Linked DNA regions of Homo sapiens: region 1 is linked to region 2. A link is a contact called in ENCODE Hi-C or POLR2A ChIA-PET data. All regions are on one chromosome and are shown on one strand. Each heading gives the region's core, a stretch centred on a gene start or an enhancer-like site at or near the end of the contact. The rest is flanking DNA. Distances are from core to core; before and after follow the strand shown.

Region 1 (6,212 bases), core at 3,124-5,623, 47 kb before region 2:
AGAGGATTCTCATACCTAAACGCCTGATAACAAAAACTATCTCAAAAAACTGCAAAAGCCACAACTTTGCACAAAGACCATCACAACCTCACACACAAAAATATACGTCTTTGAGGACATCTGCCCAGCAACCGCCTGTGCAACCTCAAACTGGCGTCACCCTTGTTATTGATCCTTGTACCCAAGGATAATTATCTCAAAACAATTATGTAATCCTCCTCATTTTTCTTTAAAAACCTTTCCCTCCTTTACCTCCCTGGATACACACACAGTTTGCTAATACACCTCTATTCCCATTGCAATGTCCTACTCCGGAATAAATATATTTTTCTTCTAGAGAGCTTCTCTCTGTTTGTTATTTAGATTGACAGTATGTATTAGTTATCTGTTGCTGTGTAACAAATTATTTCAAAAAATCCGTGGCTTAAAACAATACCCATTTATTATCTAACAACTTATGTGGGTCAGGAATTAGCTGGTGCTTTTGTTCCAGGATCTTTCACACAGCTGTGGTCAAGGCATCAGCTGGCACTGCGTATTCATCTGAAGGCTCAGCTGGGGTTGGGTCCACTTCCAAGCCCACTCATATGGTTGTCAGAATTCCATTTTTCATGAGCTGTTGGCCTGGAGACCCCAGTTCCTTGCTGGCTACTGGCCAGAGGCCACTCTCAGTCCCTTGCCATGTGGGCCTCTCCAACACAGCAGCTGCATGGAAGCATGCAAGCCAAGGAGGCCACACAGACAGTCTTCTAGCAAGAGGGACATTACAATCTTTTGTAACCTAATCATGGAAGTGACATCTCTCATATTGCCATATTTGTTAGAAGCAAGTTACTCAAAGGGAATATAATCTTACAAAGTCATCAGTACCAGGAGGCAGGAATCATTAGGGTCTATCTCAGAGGCTGCCAGCCACAGGGTATTTAGAAATGTGAAATTGAAGTTTGAGAGCAAGGGAGAAGTCATCTAAATGTAGATGAGGGTTAATATTATCAAAGGAAAGAGTATTGTGTGTGTGTGTGTGTGTGTGTGCGCGCGCGCACACACAATACTCTTTCCTTTGATAATATATACAAACACACACACACACACACATACACATACACACACACAAAGAGTATCCCTTATCTGAAATGCTTAGGACCAGAGATGTTTCAGATTTCGGATTTTTTCAGATTTTGGAATCTTTGCATATACATAATGAGATATCTTGGGGATGGACCCAAGTCTAAGCACAAAATTCATTTGTTTCATATATTCCTTTGTGTGTAGACTGAAAGTAATTTTATACAATTTTTTAATAATTTTGTGCATGAAACAAAGTTTATGTTAACATGAAACAAAGTTATGTTAAGTCCTTATGTGTGGAATTTTTAACTTGTGGTGTCATGTTGATACTCAAAAAGTTTTGAAATTTGGATTTCAGGTTTTCAGATTAGGAATGCTCAACCTCTAATGTATATGTGTATGTGTGTGTGTATATAGATACACATATATATATGGACATGGAGGATCAGTCACATTTAAAAATAAGAATAGGGAGGTAGAGAATAAATAAAATAGGGAAAAGGAGAACCTAGGGGATAATTCAACAAATCCAAGAGACCACCGCTTCCTTTAAAACCTAGGAGGGAAGTCATCTCCTCCAGGGAGCCCTCTTAGATTGACTGGGACCTATCTAATCCTCCACTAGTTATTCACTCAAAAGAGCCCAAGAGTCTATTATGTGCAAAGGCTACCGAGTGGAGAGGGACCTAACAGAGTCTCCAAGAAGCTTAGAAGTTAGGGAGTAAAGATGAATTGGTAAATAACTTTTTCAAGATGAAAAGCAGAAGTGACATGAGAGTGTTACACAGAAGAGACAGGAATCACCGAACTTCATGGTGGGAGACACGGCTTCCCCTGGGAAATGAGACTGATGTGTGGGTCAGGCTGGTCTCTAGTTTTCACTCCTGTGAATGTGCCACATTGGCTGGGGTCCCAGAACAGTGGGCATGGCTCCAGTTTGTCTCCCCAGCTGGGTCATGTAGCCGAGCTAAAGCACACCCAAGTTTTCCAGGCCTCTCCTACCTTCCTAGGGGGCCTGGATGGTGGCTTGCATGCCTCAACTCCCTGGAACTGCCTGCTGAGGGCAAAATTTCCTCTCAGGCGGTCGAACCAGCAGAAACACAGATGTAGCAGACCACCTGAAAGTAACTGCAGCATTTAGTGACATGTCTTCCACATTCTCAAGTCATTCAGCTCTTAGCAGACACAGGGCTGGATGGAAGCAGTCATTTTGTTCCCCTCGTTGGTCAAAAGATGCTTTTGATGAATCATTTCTTTATTTAGTTTTTAGATTGCATTCCACCTCAGGGGGAAAGCTCTCCAAATGAAACCGTTCATAAGACCAGGTAAAACCGCAGCAACTTTTAAGGCTATCCCTGAAGGTCAGCCAAAAGCCAGATCTCAGATTTCATTTGGAAATCTGCCAGAAGGGATGTTCTTGGATGCCGCGTGCTACCCACAGGGTCTTCCTGCCTCTCTCTGACAAGCCCCCTTGGATACTGCCTTGAAGAAAACAGTTTCTGGAAGTATAAGAAGGAGTACAATTGGTCGGGCGCAGTGGCTCACACCTGTAATCTCAGCACTTTAGGAGGCCGAGGCGGTTGGATCACTGGATTCAGGAGTTGAAGACCAGCCTGGCCAACATGGCGAAACCCCATCTCTACCAAAATATACACAAAAAATTAGTTGGGTGTGGTGGTGCACACCTGTAGTCCCAGCTACTCAGGAGGCTGAGACAGGAGAATCACTTGAACCCAGGAGGTGGAGGTTGCAGTGAGCCAAGGTCATGCCACTGCACTCCAGCTTGGGCAGCAGAGTAAGACCCTGTCTCAAAATAATTAATAATAATAATAATAATAATAATTTAAAAAATAAATAAATAAAGGCGGAAAACTGGACAAAGGAAAATAGCCATCAAGGGTCAAATTTCCCCTAAGAAAGGGTTTTCTGCTGACCAAGGACAGGATAAGGCAAGCACTCCTCACATTTCCACAGAGGAGAAAGGCGGGGAGCAGCTTGCTCTAAGCCTTAAGCAAAGTTGGGGGGACCACAGTGTGACTATCCCTAGCAAAGCCAGCCTCTGAGCTGACCACTATTATGACCTGCTCCCCATCTGCCGCTTGGAGGGACACTATTAGCAATTGGCAAGTTGCCAGTATCCCATTTATTGGCTCATTAATAATTCCTCTGGGCTCCCAAAGCAACCATTTGATTCCAAATAGATCACAAAATTCGCCACTGAGATATCTTTACCCTTTCTGACATTTCATGAGAGCAGAGGCAGAAATTCACACCGGAGAGTCTGGGAGTTGATACTGGAGACAGGGTTAATGTTCTCCTTTCCCCGAATCTACAGGGGCCTGGTTTGCTCTAATCTGCCTCCAGGAGGTGAGCCACCACCCTGGCTGGGCACTGCTCCACTTGCTTATGGTGGTACCTAGGGCCTTGCATCTCAAAGTGTGGTCCCCAGACCAGCAGCACTGGCACACCTCAGAAGATTCTTAAAAAAGCAGACTTTCAGGCCCCATCCCAGACCTATGGAATCAGATCCCGCATTGAAATAAGACCCACCCCACCAAGTAATTTATACACACCCTAAGGTGCTCTAATTTATTTGTAGGAATAAATGAATTTATCCCAAGAAAGTAATCAGATGCATGCACAGCTTGCAGGTACCCATGGGTTGAATGCGTCATTGCTTAAAAAGACAAAAACTGGGGCAGGGCCTGATGGCCCATGCCTATAATCCCAGCACTTAAAGAGGCCAAGGCGGTGGATCACTTGAGGCCAGGAGTTCAAGACCAGCCTGGCCAACATGGAGAAACGCCGTCCCTACTAAAATACAAAAATTAGCCAGGCATGATAGCACACACTTGTAGTCTCAGCTACTCAGAAGGCCGAGGCAGGAGAATGGCTTGAACCCAGGAGGCGGAGGTTGCAGTAAGCCAAGATGGCGCCACTGCACCCTAGCCTTGGGAACAGGGTGGGATTCTGTCTCAAAAAAAAAAAAAGGCAAAAACTGGAAACAAACCAAATGTATTGAAGCAATATTTATTTGAGTGCCTTCTATGTGACACTCAGAAAATAAGAGCTACAAAACAGAGACAGTCTTAAAAATATGGTTCATTTGGGGGGGATGGAAAATTGCATAGCCATTTTTTAAATACCTCTTTAAAAAAAGAAACCAAAACCTACTTCTAAAAGTAGAAGTAGGGCCTCTAAGGCCCTATTTCCTGCCTTCCAGGTTGGCTCAATTATTGTGACTGTCTCTAGGCAAACAGTTCGTGCAGGCTGCTAGGCTAAGGACATTTCCCTTTGCTAAACAAACAAGCAAATGCAGACAGGGCTCAGCTGCTGTAGCACATTGGAATTGCTTGTGAAATGAATTAAGATCCATTTCCAGGGCTGTGCTGTCTGAATGTAACTGCGGGCTTTCACCCCGCCCCCACCTTTCCCATCCCCCAAGGTATAGTCCACTCAATCTCAGGGGCACATGACCCTCTGGTTGTGATGTCCAAGGTGCTCAGTGGATTTACACGTCACTGTGTCCATTATTTTTCCTAAAAGGAAGACAGCTTAGATAAACACCTCCCTTTAAGTCAAATGTAAGTTTGTTCAACTACAGCCACAAGAAGGATAGCAAATTCCGGAGAAGGACCTTCTGGAGAACACAGCAATATTATCTCGCTGGCCCAGGGATGGGTTTGCAACTGCTCTCAATGGCTGCCGTACATCATCGCTTCACTGAGTATTGTCCAGGCAGAGCAAAGTCACTCAAGCAATACTTCTTATAATCAAGGCAAGTGGTCAGCGGCTGCCTTAAAAAAAAAAAAAAAAAGCCTGGAAATACAGTCCCCAGCCAGAGTAAAGATCCTCCTCTGCGACCTCACAGCCCAGCTGGATGGGACCCTGCAGCGCTCTCACCTCTCTGCTCAGGAAAATGTGGCTGCTGCGCGTCTCAGCCCAGCCGAATTTGATCTTGTGGATTTCATGTCTAATCTCAGCCTAGATTACTCGGGCTTGTTTGGCCCGCTCTAGCATGCCTGGTCTCTCTATTCTCTCTTGATTCTCTCCCATCCTTATTCATCCCTCACTCATTGATTGATTTAATTCAACAACCAAGCCCCCTGCTGTGCTGGATGTCAGATGTTCTAGGTGTGCTCAAATGAAGGCCCTTTTCATTTTCCGGAGGAGTTCACTTCCCATGTTGGGAGACAGTAACAGGAACAAATCAGGCTGCCTAGGTGTTCACGATGTCACCAATATTGGGAAGTTACATTTTGTAATATTTTAATAAAAATAGCTTTTCTGAGCCCAACCCCCTCCCACCGCCTACTGATCTTTGGCTCTTAGTTTCTGCGCCTTCCAAATTCCCTCCTCCATAGCTCACCTGGCCTTGAGGCTTTTACAAACTGCTCTGGCCTGCATCCTGGATCTCACTCTAGAAACCACTCTGCTGGGGTCATTCCGGCAGAGCACCCAGCTTCCCCTCTCTCTGTGGCAGAAAAACCTGATTCTCTCCCACTTTGTCATGAAAAGTCCCTTCCCTGCCTGCGTATCTCTCCAGCTCTTGCCTTATAAGTTAGAAGGCTCATTGGGTTGACTGCTAACCAAGCGCCATCTAGTAGAAGACTCCAGGTTTTGACAGTGCAAATTACAGTCTTTTAACGGGATCAGATTCTCAGGCCCCTCCCCCTCTTAATAGCACCTCTGAGCAGAAAGATGCAGTGGAGATTTATCTCATTTATGCTTTGACTCATGACACACATGTGCATGCACGCTCACATATCTTCATACACTCATTTACACATGCACTTACATACACACACATACATAAACACATACATACATACTCACACTCATGTACACACACACACGCACTCATGCATATGAACATCTTCTAGAAGGAGGAAGCAAATTGTGTTAGGTTTCTAGTCTTTCCCTTCCTGCTATAGACAATTGCAATGCAAATATGACAAATGATACAGTCAGAAGCAGATTTATCCTGAAGATAATGAAGCTTAAGCAACTGGGCTCTTTACTTGCACCAGACTGGTTCCTGGGGTGGTCTAGGTGGGGAGTGGAAGTCAGGTTGCAAACAGGAGGCATTTCTGAAAATGTCCCTAAAAATATCTCTGAAGAATGAGACCTGGATATCTAAAACT
Region 2 (5,559 bases), core at 3,025-5,524:
CAGAGGGAGTGAGGAATCAGAGGCCAGGCAGGGAAGGAGGGACACGCAGCTGAAGGAGGCAAGCCCATCTATTTCCGGTCACTCACCTGTGGCCGACTAAGTCCTCCAGGGAGCCACACCACTGCCACTGGCACTACTACTTAGAGAGGTGGAGTCTGTGCTCTCAGGCAAATGACAATCAAGCATGAATGTAGAATAAATTTATTTTCAAACATTCAAGTACTCACAAAATTTACTTCCCATAACCCTTTCTTAAGAATGTACTTGAGGATGACCTCCAGCAAAATAAGGAAATAATCTAAGAGGAAGACGTGAGATGTAGGAAACAAACAGTAGAATCTACCCAAGAGAAGGAAGGTCACAGAATGAGAGCTGTGCATCGGTCCTGGAACAGAAAGACAGAAAGCTCCAAGAGCCAGGTTCAGGGAAAAGCATGGGTGGGGTCGGGGTGGGGGTAAGGATTCAAGAACATACTATCCTTGAGAGTTTGGGACACTTCGTTACAGGCCTTTCCATAATGTTTTATTTTTTCAATCATGTTTATATATTACTTTATACAAATTATAATTATCTTAATAAAAAATAAAACACTACTGGTGTGACTTAACAGTCCAGATGCAGCCACTGAGTCAAGAGAGAAATGCTTTGTATTTGGGGGCCTTGTTAACGATACTTGCAATGTGGGTTAGGGTTAGACTAATTAGATGATGATGCAATGATCTAAATATTGGCTATTAAGATAGAAACAGGCCAAGCACGGTGACTCACACCTGTAATCCTAGCACTTTGGGAGGCCAAGGCAGGCAGATCACCTGAGGTCAGGAGTTTGAGACCAGCCTGACCAACATGGAGAAACCCCGTTTCTATTTTAAAAATACAAAAAATTAGCCAGGCATGGTGGCACATGCCTGTAATCTCAGCTACTCGGGAGGCTGAGGCAGGAGAACCACTTGAACTCGGGAGGCAGAGGTTGTGGTGAGCCGGTATCGCACCACTGCACTCCAGCCTGGGCAACAAGAGCGAAACACTGTTTCAAAGAAAAAAAGAAACAGCTTGCAAGCAGGAGACAAACTTTAAAATGAAAATTAAAACTGTATTTTCAGCTTTAGTTAGCATATATATTTATGTCATTATAGCAAAGAAAATATTTATAGTCTGGTTATGAGGCCAAGAGGCCTCCAAGGTTCTACTTCAAGCTCTGTCACTAACTTATTGTGTAACCTGGAAAAATTCCTAACTGCTGTGTTCTCCAGTTTCAACATTTCTAAAATAGGATTCTTTTATTTGTATTGAATATGTATTGACTGTCTTCTAGTAGACCGTGTGCTGGACCCTGGGATTGCAACAGAGAGCAAACCCCACTAAGCCATATTCTAATGGAGGGGCAGACAATAAGCAAAATGTGAACATCTATTATAGTGTGTACCAGAAGCGGGTGAGTGCCATGCAGAAAAGTAAAGCATAATACAGTAGTAAGGAGTGCTGGGGTAGGGGATGACATTTTAAATCAGAAAGTCAGGAAGGCCGTGTTGAGTCAGAAACATCTGAGTAGACTTGATGGAGATGAGAACAAGACTCACCTACACCTGGGTGAATAACATTCCAGGAAGAGGAAATACTACATACAAGCACTATGACAAGGAAGGAAACTTGCCTTGTACGTTAGAGGGGCAGCAAGGAAGCCTGGGGGCTGAAGCACAGCCTGTGAGGGGAGAGTAGGAGGCGATAAAGTCAGAGATGTGACGGCGACCAGGTCATACGGCCTGTGAGACCACTGTAAGGACCTTGGCTTTCATTCCAATGTTGATGCATTGGGGAATTTTAAGCAAAAGAGACATAGGACCTGAATTCCATTTTAAAAGGGTAACTCTGGCTGCTGTGTGGAGAAAGGGCTCTGGGAGACAAGAGAAGAAGTAGACAAACCAGGTAAGAAGCTTCTGCAACAATCCTGATGTTATGGGTTGAATGTGCCCCTACCCACTCAAATTCATATATTGAAGTTTTAACCCCCACTACCTCAGAATGTGACTTATTTGGAGTTAGTCTTTACAGAGGTTTTAAGACGAGGTCATTAGGGTGGGCCTTAATCCAATATGACTGGTGTCCTTATAAAACGGGGAAATTTGAACACAGATACACACATAAGATGATATAAACAGACGCATGGAGGAGATAGCTATCTACAAGCCAGAGAGAAACCTGGAATAAATCCTGCCCTCAGAAGGAACCAACGCTACCAGCACCTTAATTTTGGTCTCCAGAATTTCCGGCCTCCAGAATTGTGAGCTAATAAATTTCTGTTAAGATATCCAGTTTGTAGTAGTTTTTATGGTGGCCCTAGCAAACTGATAAACCAGGTAAGATATAATAGTGGCTTGGATGGAAGTAGCAGTGGAGGTGGTTAGATCCTGGATATATTTTGCAAGAAGAGTCAACAGGATTTCCTGACAGATTAGAAAGGATGTGTGAGGGAAATGGAATCGACTTCATGGCTTGCGCATGAATAACTAAAATAATGAAATTGCTACAGATGGAGATGGGGAAAGCTGAGGTTGGACCGGGTTTGGAGGTGGGCACGGGTGGAAAGCCCAGGAATTCAGTTTTGGATATGTTATTAGAGATTGAATCAGGGATGATTATGACACAATTAATTGTGAGAATCAAACGAATTCAGTACATATTTGTTACATGTTTACTATGTACAAAGCACTGTGGCAGTTTTATATAGTATTCTTTAAATGTTTAAAAGTCTCTGTTTTATAGAAGCATAGGTGACAAGTTGTATGATGCTCCACCTCAAAATGGTGAAAACACTAAAACTAAGAAGTGGCATAGGCTATGCATGGGTTGGCCATAAAGTAATCAGAGTTTCTTTAATGGATTGTTAATTTCCTCTACAGATAATTTCATAGCTGTAAGTTAGCAAGATGATAATGACAAGTCATTACAGTTAATACTCTGAGGTATTCATTTAGAGTCATATGCTCTAGTGTGACTGGTTTTCTCAGTCTTGTTACTATAAAGATATGTATGCTTTGTGGGCTCAAGAATCAGAAAGATCTAAATCCAAATTCTGGCTCTGACCCAAGCCGTGTGAACATGGCAAGTTACTCTCCAAGTCTTGGTTCCTTTATCCGTAAAATGGTGATAAACATACCTCATAGGATTGTTGTAAAGAGTAATTAAGCGACACATATAAAATGCTTACTCTAGTGATCAGTTCACAGCAAGTACTCAATTAAACTATTACTATTCGTTTCTCATGGTGCTATAGGAATTCCGGTTGAAGCGAACCACTATCACTATATGGTCAGAAAAAAATATAATGGGACAAACAACCCCTAGGCTAGGACTTAAAGCAGAAGGGATATTTGCACAGGCAGCAGAGACCAATGCTTCTCAAGTTTTAAGGTGAATTTCAATTATCCAGGGATCTTACTGAAAAGCAGATTCTCAGGAGGTCTGGGGTGGGCTGTGAGATTCTGCATTCTTAACAAGCTCCCAGGTGATGCCCATCCTGCTGCTTGACCCACACTTTGAATACAAAGGGTCTAGATCACTGACAAGCAGAATGATGTAAGCCAGGACTAAGGGTGTAGATATACAGTGTGTTGAACGACAGGTACAGTCAGTCTGGCAGAAGTAAAGTTAACAGAAAATACCATGAAAAAGTTTGGAAAGTAGGATGAAGCCATATTCTGGCAGGCTGTGAAAGGCTTGTTGATTTTATACTTCATTGTGTAGTAGACAGCTGTGAGCGGGAGAACAATAGCTTGGTGGAGGTCAGGGAGGGTGGCTCACACCTGTAATCCCAACACTTTGGGAAGCTGAGGCAGGACTGCTTGAGTCCAGGAGTTCGAGAACAGCCTGGGCAACATAGTGAGACCTAGTCTCTACAAAAAGTACTGAAAAATTAGCCAGGTGTGGTGGCACACACCTGTAGTCCCAGCTACTTGGGAGATGGAGGTGGGAGGATTGCTTGAGCCCGGGAGTGCAAGGCTGCACTGAGCTGTGATCGCGCCTCTGCACTCCAGCCTGGGTGACAGAGCAAGACCTTGTCTCTAAAAAGAGAAAAGAATAACCTGGTAAGACAGCATCTTCACACACTCTGGTATTTATCTGTACAACACATCTGAACAAACAGGGGCTGAAGATGAAGAGGTCCGAGCAAGACTGCTCCAGTCAGGGTCCTTTCATCTGGGAGAAAGTGAAATCCCTTCAAACCAGTTTGAATAACAGGAAGTGGGGAGGTGGTTACTGCAAGGCCACAGTGCTCAGAAGGTGCAGGGGTGGATTCAGATCGAGGCCACCTCTTTCTCACGTAATCTCTAGGGACTTCTCTTCTTCTTTCCACACATCTGCTCACCCACCTTTGTCCTGCAGCAGGCTTTCCCTTAAATTCCTCTCACATATGGCCCAGAGTAGCCCGTGGATTTTTTATTTACTCTCCATGACTCACTGGAAACTTGTCTGTGTCTTTTAATTCAAATTCCTACAAGAAAATACAAACAGGTCACACAATACATAGGTCATTGTGAACGGGCTACTCTTCTCTGTGAGGTAGGATCAGAGGGAAGACAAGATCATGCAACTCAGTAGAGGCAATGTGCCACAGCAGATTAAAAAGGCTGTGGGCAGGTACCCCAATACATGTATGTTTAATGGGAAAAAATGTTCAAGTATAGTTTATCCTTAAAAAAAAAAAAAAAAGGCATCTCCTTGTTCCTCCTCATCCAGACTTCTCCAAATCAGCCTCCACTATCTCCACTTCCTGAACTCACATTTGCTCACCCCACTGCAGTCTGGCTTCTGCCTTCTTTTCCCCCACCCCAATAGTGCCCTAAGTCTGCACTATCAGAAGTCACCTGTGATTTCACAAGTCACTAAATACCAAAAACACTAACGTCAGTGTCTCTGTGGCTCCAATTCTGCCTTGTGTCAATAAGTACAGGGAATCTAGTTTCTCCACCAATATGCCCAAACAAATCCAATCACATCAAATATATCAGTTTGAATGAGGTAGTAATAAGGTGAGATTACACAATGAACATAATTTCATTTGACAAATTCTTTCCTCTGACATTTGCCTTTACTCAGTTTGTTCCTCTCCATATTCACCAAGGACAGCTCCTAGCCCCTCTGAAAGCTTGAAGCCAGCTGATCCCCAGAATCAAGGTTCAGTATTCTCCAACTTGAATGGTGATCTCACAAGAGGGAGTTCTCATCCCATACTCCTACTAGTGGAGAAGTGTCACCTTGCGGTTTCTTCCTGCACCATCTGCCAGATATGCGTGACTGTCCACTGTCCAATCATCTGAAGGTTCCTGTAGGCTGGGGGCTATCGTCCCATGAACAAGGTGAACAGAGATCCCCAGGAGCCAGCTTAGGCTCCAGTCCCACTGAGATCTAGGCGCAGGCTGATTCCCACAGAGGTCAGCTATGAGTTAAGTACAGCTCATAACTTCTTGGAGAATTCAGAGTCCAACCGTATTTAGGGAAGACTATTTATTCTCCTATTACGGTTTAGATTTGTTTTCTGGTAATAACAGGTATCCCTCA

The links. Hi-C counts contacts between places; a loop is a spot of excess contacts on that map. ChIA-PET counts read pairs that join two places held with the same protein, here RNA polymerase II (POLR2A). Pooled maps may share reads with other maps.
Region 1: a loop to region 2 is called in a pooled map, with 5 times the contacts of the local background. The contact joins two enhancer-like sites. A Hi-C loop is called at or near these places in 10 of 50 pooled maps. POLR2A ChIA-PET finds 5 or more read pairs at or near these places in 2 of 52 experiments (HEK293 and OCI-LY7).

Annotation. Positions count from the first base shown.
Region 1 is chr13:32,837,297-32,843,508 of GRCh38, reverse strand. The region is part of intron 4 of LINC00423 (long intergenic non-protein coding RNA 423); the gene reads left to right. Among named protein-coding and RNA genes, the nearest start is that of LINC00423, 71 kb to the left of the region's middle. RefSeq lists an enhancer at 5,949-6,108. Within about 2 kb of position 4,373, at least 8 of the 41 ENCODE cell types and tissues checked have a DNase peak (open chromatin) inside an H3K27ac peak, as active enhancers do.
Region 2 is chr13:32,790,571-32,796,129 of GRCh38, reverse strand. No RefSeq gene overlaps it. Among named protein-coding and RNA genes, the nearest start is that of LINC00423, 120 kb to the left of the region's middle. Within about 2 kb of position 4,274, at least 5 of the 41 ENCODE cell types and tissues checked have a DNase peak (open chromatin) inside an H3K27ac peak, as active enhancers do.